Linked DNA regions of Homo sapiens: all the other regions are linked to region 2. A link is a loop called in an ENCODE intact Hi-C map of the cell type or tissue named here. Cell type or tissue: GM12878. All regions are shown on one strand. Region 1 has its middle 53 kb from the start of LINC03099. Region 2 has its middle 110 kb from the start of ATP6AP2. Region 3 has its middle 37 kb from the start of LINC03099.

Region 1 (2,500 bases), 150 kb before region 2:
TTGGGAGGCTGAGGCAAGAGGATTGCTTGAGCCCAGGCAGTTCGAGACCAGCCTGGGCAACATAGAGGGACCTCCATCTCTCAAAAAAACAAAAACAAAAACAAAACAGAGAGAGAGAGAGAAAAAAAATAAAGTAAACCACTACAGTGGCTAGGAGATGGTGAACAGCCACTTCACTTGACGGTTTGACTGGACCAACACAATTTTCATTCTCAATTTTCTAACTTGGCTGCTTGTTTCCCACACTGCAGAAAGGCCAGGGCTCAAACTCCCCAGCAGCATATTAGTAACTAAAATGTTTGCACTTAGCGGGCTGGACTCTAGTTAATCCAGCTTCATCATTATGCCAGGAGAGCTCATTCCAACTGAAATTTGACTATTGGTTTTTAATTTTGGTGCCATTTTTCAAGATGATGGCTCTTCTGGCTGACAGTGAATTACCCGGGGTGCAAATTAAATACAATAGAATTGCTAATCAGGCCATTAGAATACATGGACAGGAGGAAAGCTACAAGTTGTCAGACCTGGGTGGGTTCTCTCCTTGCTTTTTGGACAGAATTTGTGTGACTTTGAATGGGCTTATGCATAGAACTGGTACAAATATTGGAAACAGACGCCTGCAGGCAGCGAGGGGGACAGAGCAAGTGGCTGCAAAGCCTGCGATGGTACACTGGTTTGGTTGGTTCCCCTTTGCAGGAAAAATCTTGTCCTATAAGTACTCATGTCCCTGGGGATTGCTGTCTAATGTTCCATACACTCTTCTCATGCAAGGAAGTGTCGAGATTTAATTCTCAACCTCCAGGCCCACAAGGAAGGCACCAAATATCTGACATAATGAACAGTGTTTTCGGATTTCTAAATTTAGAGGGAAGGCGAGAATGCACTAGTGGTTTTTCTCATGTCTAATTCTAAGCAAAGACAGAAAGACCGTCAAAGACTTCATGTAGCACATTCAGTCACAGTTTCTTTGTGTGTGTGTGTGTGTGTTTCTTTAACCCCCACGAGACTAACTGAGAAGAAATAGATTCAGGAGCCACTTCCTAAGGAGGCAGTGCTTGATGCCAAGAGGTAGTTCAGTAAATCAGGAAGTGTTTGACCATTGGAGAAGATAGAGTGTGGTTTTCAAGGGCAAAGATGCAAGCCAGGATGCTGTCCAGTAATGCTGCTAGGAGTGGAGGTGAGCTGGGGATCATATCTGCAAGTGAGGGAGGACTCCTACTGAATCAATCACAGGAAACACTTACCAAGGCCTGCCAGCCATGTCTGACCACTTGAAGTGCTTGCAGCATTTAATTTTCACAGCAGCCGTCTGAGGTGTGGATTATGATCACCCCCATTTAATGGATGTTAACTTGGAGGTTAGGTAACTTCCTGGAGTGTGTTAGTCAGTTTTGCATTGCTATAAAGGAATACCTGAGGCTGGCTAATTTATCAAAAAAAGTACGTTTCTGCAGGCTGTATGAAAAGCATGGCACTGGTGTCTGCTCCTGTTGAGGACTCGGGAAGCTTCCAATCATGGCGGAGAGCAAAGGGGGAGCTGGTGTATCACATGGCAAGAGAGGGAGCAAGAGAGAGATGGGGGAAGGTGCCAGGCTCTCTTAAACAACCAGATCTTGTGTGAACTCATAGAGTGAGAACTCACTCATCACGGCAAGGACAGCACCAAGCCATTCACGAGGGATCCTTCCCCATGACCCAAACACCTCCCACCAGGCCCGCCTCCAACATCAGAGGTCACATTGCAACATAAGATTTGGAGGGGACAAAAACCATCTAAACCACATCACCAGGGTCACCCAACAAGTTCATGGCAGAGCTAGTGTTTATTAGATTGGGTTCAGCTATCAGAGACAGGAGAAAAAATCTGAGTAAGGCATAAACAAGATAGACATCCTTTCTTACAAAAACAAAGATTCAGGGCCAGGTGCGGTGGCTCATGCCTATTATCCCAGCACTTTGGGAGGCCAAGGTGGGAGGATCACTTGAGGCCAGTGATCTCAACATAATGAGACCCTGTCTCTACAAAATTTAAAAAGTAGCCAGTTGTGGTGTGTGCCTGTAGTCCCAGCTACTTGGCAGGCTGAGGAGGGAGGATCACTTTAGACCAGGAGTTGGAGGCTTCAGTGAGCTATGATTGTGCCACTGCACTCCAGCCTGGTTAACAGAGTGAGACTCTGTCTCTAAAAAAGCCCCCAAACCTACGATGTTTTGAGGTATACAGTCTAATTCCATTACAGCAGCTCCATAACCATCTGCCACCCAAGTTCTTCTTTCTTGTTCCTCTACCATCTTCAACACATGATCTCTGCCTTGGGTTGCCAGATAAAATACAGGACAGCCAGTTGAATGTGAATTTCAGATAAATAACAAATAATTTTTTTAGTATGTGTCCCATGCAATATTAAATAATCAAATGACATTGTTTTGTTCTTGTTTGAGATGGGGTCTCACTCTATCACTCGAGCTGGAGTGTAGTGGCATAATTGCGGCTCACCACAGC
Region 2 (2,500 bases):
CTAGAGCCAAAGGGAATAGGGGAGGTCGTGGCTACCCCAAACTTAGAAGGGGACAGAGTTGAGTACAGGAGGCCACCTTAAAAGAAATGGGGGCCTTCAGTGGAAGGATCAGTCAGCCCAAGTAGACTTCACAGGGAGGAAGATAGACTAAATGCGTCCCCTCATTCTCCTCTGCCCTCTGATCTCTTGGTGGGGCTTCCCTATTGGCTGGAACTGGCCAACGGGAGCCAAAGGGTGGGGGGCCCTTTGAGATGAGTGCAATGAATGCATAAGGGTCAGCTTCCTGGGGCACAGGGCAGGGAGGAGGGGGTGGAGGGTGGGCCTGGAGGGGAAGATGGAAGATGTCGTGAACATCTACTTCCATATTGGGTCGCACTCTACGGTGTGGACTCCTCTAGGTCAAGCTATTTGGCTCCTTGTTCTTTTTGTTCCCAGTACACAACCTAGCGTACGGCTCATGCTTCCAATCGTGTTTGCTGACACCCTGAATGAATTCCGTCGTGCCTCTTTGTTTCTCTCATTGGCAGTGTAGTGGCAGTTAATGACATTTCGACAGAATGGAACCGAAACACTTCCTTTTTTCTTTTTTTTCTGAGACAGGGTCTGGCTGTATCGCCCAGGCTGGAGTGCAGTGGCACGAATCTCAGCTCACTACAACCTCCACCTCCTGGGCTCAAGTGATCCTCTAACCTCAGACTCTCGAGTAGCTGGGATGCACACTACCATACCCGGCTAATTTTTTTTGGATTTTTTTAGTAGAGACAGGGTTTCGCTTTGGATTTTTTTAGTAGAGACAGGGTTTCGCCATGTTGCTCGGTCTGGTCTCAAACTCCTGGGCTCAAGAGATCTGCTTGCCTCAGCCTCCCAAAGTGCTGGGATTACAAGTGTGCGCCACTGCACTTGGTCTAGAAACACTTCCTAAGGTGAAAGTTTGGAGGGTGGAAGAAGAAAAAGAGAAAGGAACCAGAAATGCCCCAAAGATGAAGGCTGAATGATGCTGGAGCTGTTTCACTTTCTTCTCAGGAAGTGTAAATAATGAGCTGTACTTTCTTCTTCATTCACAGTAGTAATAAAAACACAATAACTGGCATATGCAGTGCTTCCAAGCCGACCAAGTGGTTTATATGCATTACCTCATCGGATCCCCTCAACAGCCCTGTAAGGTACACGATATTGTCATCCCAATCTTATAGACCAGGCTTAGAGAGGTTAAGTGGTTGGTCAGCCAGTGAGTGTTGGTGGAGCCACCACTGGGACTTTGAGTCCATTTCCACTGTCACCACTTGTGCTCTGCTGCCCTCCTGCCAGAACACCTCTCAGGCCTGTTCCTTACTGGGCAGGCTGTCCAGATCGGAACCTCCTCCTTTCAAGAGGCTAAACTAAACAGCTGAGCAGGAACAAGAGCAAACAGGGCAGGAAGAGAGGAGGAGCCCTGCAGAACACAGTGGCCCTTTGTTTTCTGCTGCCACCTCCTGGATCATCAACACCCTTTTGTCCTCTGTTCTCTGCTTCAAATACAGGCTGAGCTGGGGTGGCGGGGGGAATGCCCTTCCTACTCATTGCACAACTATATAATAATCTTGAATATTTTAAATTGAAGTCATTTAAAAAGGAAGGAAATTCTGACACATGTGATTGAAGACATTATGTTAAGTGAAATTAGCTGGTCACAAAAGGACAAATCCTGTATGATTCCACTCATATCATGTACCTAGAGTCATGAAATTCATAGAGACAGAAAGTAGAATGGTAGCTGCCAGGGGCTAGGGGGCGGGCAGAAAAGAGGAGAAGCAGAAGTTATTGTTTAATGGGTACAGAGTTTCAGTTTTGCAAGATGAGAAAAGTTCTGGAGATGGATGGTGCTGATGATTACAAAACAACGTGAGTGTATTTAATGACACTGAACTGTACACTTAGAAATGGTTAAAATAGTAAATTTTACTATATATATATATATGTTTCTTTTTTTTTTTTTCTGAGACAGTCTCACTCTGTTGCCCAGGCTAGAGTACAGTGGTGCAATCACAGCTCACTGCAACCTCTGCTTCCCAGGCTCAAGCAATCCTCCTGCCTCAGCCTCCCAAGTAGCTGGGATTACAGGTGTGCATGACCACACCCAGCTAGTTTTTGTATTTTTAGTAGAGACGGGGTTTCACCATGTTGCCCAGGCTGGTCTTGAACTCCTGACCTCAAGTAATCCTCTGGTCTCGGGCTCCCAAAGTTCTAGGATTATAGGCGTGAGCCACCACACCCAACTCTGCTATATATATTTTACACAATTTTTAAAAAACTGAATTCAGCAAACATTTAATGAGCATCTACTCTGTGCTCTGTACTGGGCATTTAAAACCATAAATCATCAGCCCCACCTTCAAGGATCTGTCAGTCCCATTGGGCAAAGTGACATAAATGTACCCAGCCCTGTGTGAAAAGTGCAACAATGGCAGAGTGCACACGCGACTGAAATAGCACCAAGGAAGAAGAGCCAGTTCTGCAGCAA
Region 3 (2,500 bases), 170 kb before region 2:
CTGCGGTGTCCTCGGCCTGGAACACTTGTTCCCCGTGAAACCTGAAAGTCCACCTTCTCCCTGACCTCTAAGGGCAGCTGCAGCAGGAAGATAATTTTCTGGGGCAGATTTATTATCTCAAAGGTCACTAGTAAGCACCGGTGAGCCCAGCTCCTGGAAGACAGGTCCTCCCGCCGCTCTGCCTGACTCACTTCCATTTCTAGTACATTTTGAGGAGAGGGAGAATTTTCCAGAAGCCCGAATTCTTCCTTTAGATCTCCCTGAGTTCCACATTTCCAGCTTTCCTGTTCAGGGGCCAGGGCCTCTCTTTCCTCCCCCTCTCCATCTGCCCAGGAACTTGCAGAGGTGAAGCCCAGCCCCGACACCCCTGCAGAGCGCAGCCCTGACACCCCTGCAGAGCGCAGCCCCGAGCAGGAGAGAGGAGCAATGGATTTCTCAGCACTGGAGAAAGAGCGAGGCAGACGCAGGGCAGGAGCACAGGCTGGAGGCTCAGAGGACCTCCTCAGGGCCCTGGCTGCCTCTAACAGCCTCTCCCTGTCCCTGACTCCCCTCGGAAAATGTGACCGGCCAGGCCCTCCGGACAAGCCCCCGACGCGCCTCCCCCTTCACAGGCTCTCAGGCGGAGGAGATGGAAAGCAGACCCTCCCGAATGTTTAACTTCAGCGGAGATGATAATAACTTTCCCATGGACGCAACTGTATCCTTTCCCTGTGTTCCTTCGGGGATCCCGAAACTCCATACGGTTCTCATTTGCAGCTCGTTCCTGAGGAGGCCTCATTTCCTCGCCACACACCCCTGATGTGGTCAGGGTCTCCCTCCCACAGCCCGGGCGGGGGCGGGGCGCGGGTGGGGGAGGGAGCTTCCCTGAGCTTTTCTCTAACGCCTGCCCCCACCCCACTTTGCCAGCCCTGGCCTCCCCGATCCCTCCCTTAGCCTCTGCCCTTTCCCTACCACGGCCCCCAGCTCCAACACCTCAGGCCTTTCAGCTCCTGCTCTCCACGGCCAGGGACCGCGGTCAGGGCTGGGGCTGTTCCCTAGGCAGAAGTGTCCTTTCTAGAATTTTCTAGCACCCAGCCCGATGGGCATGTGGAATGACTCCAGGGGTCACCATTAGCATTGTATCCTATGTGAATGGCGCCTCCTGGAGTTATAAGACGAATGGTTCCCCTGCTAGGTCCTAAAAGGAGAGTCGCTTCCCAGCCCCTTTCCAGCCAGGAAAAGACCCCAGCGGCTTTTTCCCACACCTCAACCCCCTCTTGCCAGCCAGCTCTGCTCCTTAAGCTACTCCCACCGCACCCCTCTCATAACTTTGATTTGCAGGAAGCCAAGAGGAGTCCGAAGAGGAAAGAAAAAACAGGAGACTCTCACTTTGCCTAGCACTTTGGTTTGGTTGATATTAACACTTTCACATTTACTGTACCTTTCAAGCTTCAAAACACCCCTGTCGGGGGCTTTGGGGAGGAGGTTTGTTATCACATTTGACAAAAGAAATGAGCAAGCAGAGACCCAGAGAGCATTAGAGGAAGAGCCTGGGTCCATTAGGTCCTGTTTCTGCCCCTCCATTTCAGAGGTCAGGAGGCAGGAAAGGAGGAAACGGAAGGTGAAGTCTCCTGCTCCAGCATATGTCAGCTGTGTAACCGCGCATGAGTCACGTAACCGCTCCGTGCCTCGGTCTCTTCATCTGTAAAATGGGCACGATGATAGCATAGCTCTGGGTTAATAAAGGGGAAGTATTAAGAACAGTGCCAGGCATGAAGTAAATGCTATTACTGTTCTTGCTGCTGATATTATGAGATGTGAATGAAAGATCACGGAACTCTGCTTCTCTTTTCCTCTCAGTCCCCAGTCTCCAATACCCCAGTCAGAGAACTTGGATGACAAGTAAACCCCGTTGATGGTGCTGCTGTCTTCTCTGCATCTGGCTGTCACTTCAGATCTGGCCATCATGTTTGGTTTTCCAGGCCTGGTTCCAGTGCATTCGATCCCCCTCTCCCCGTTGCCAGCCGGCCAGGGTCCGCCTGGGCCTCAGGGGTCCCAGATTTGCCTTCTTGGTTGCCCAAGGTCTCAGTAACCCACAGAGAAGCTCAGGAGCGAGGCTTGCCCTCAAAGGCCGGCCCTTCAGGGCGGTTCTTTTGTCTCAGGCTGGACCCAAGATAAATAGATGTGATTAGGAGATCAAAGCCTTTTCCATGGGTTTGGCCTGAGGGGGCCCTTTGATCGGCCAGCCATCCCTTCACTGCCACCCACATCACCCCCACCACCCCTGTGTCCTCTCTGCTCAGAAACCCTTCCCTGCTCTCCAGCTGCCGCCTCTGCTCCCCAAGCTGGGCCAGGCAAGCCTTGCCTGGTGAAGGGTAGCTGGGTTTCCCCCCTCCAGGTTGTTTACTAAATCACCAGTTCGAAGCCGAAGCCAGCACGCTGCAGCAGGTCTGCGAAACCCAAATGGTTTCATTTTGAGCCTCAGTTGCAAAACCTGAAATCTTGATATGCTTGTAAATGA

What was found. Hi-C counts contacts between places; a loop is a spot of excess contacts. Peaks named below come from ENCODE experiments on the same cell type or tissue, not always from the same donor. Only the 100,000 strongest peaks of a DNase experiment are listed, where the experiment ranks them.
Region 1: it touches region 2 in a loop (4-fold over the local background); 6 of 110 quality-filtered maps call a loop at or near these places.
Region 3: it touches region 2 in a loop (6-fold over the local background); 8 of 110 quality-filtered maps call a loop at or near these places.

The regions. Positions count from the first base shown.
Region 1 is chrX:40,315,041-40,317,540 of GRCh38, forward strand. No RefSeq gene overlaps it. Among named protein-coding and RNA genes, the nearest start is that of LINC03099, 53 kb to the left of the region's middle. In GM12878, no CTCF peak of the experiment used is centred here; a DNase peak (open chromatin) is centred at 979.
Region 2 is chrX:40,467,078-40,469,577 of GRCh38, forward strand. No RefSeq gene overlaps it. Among named protein-coding and RNA genes, the nearest start is that of ATP6AP2, 110 kb to the right of the region's middle. RefSeq lists an enhancer at 1,300-1,594. In GM12878, a CTCF peak has its summit at 1,454 (motif pointing left); a DNase peak (open chromatin) is centred at 1,454.
Region 3 is chrX:40,298,271-40,300,770 of GRCh38, forward strand. No RefSeq gene overlaps it. Among named protein-coding and RNA genes, the nearest start is that of LINC03099, 37 kb to the left of the region's middle. In GM12878, a CTCF peak has its summit at 1,152; DNase peaks (open chromatin) are centred at 1,694 and 2,433; H3K27ac peaks cover 955 bases.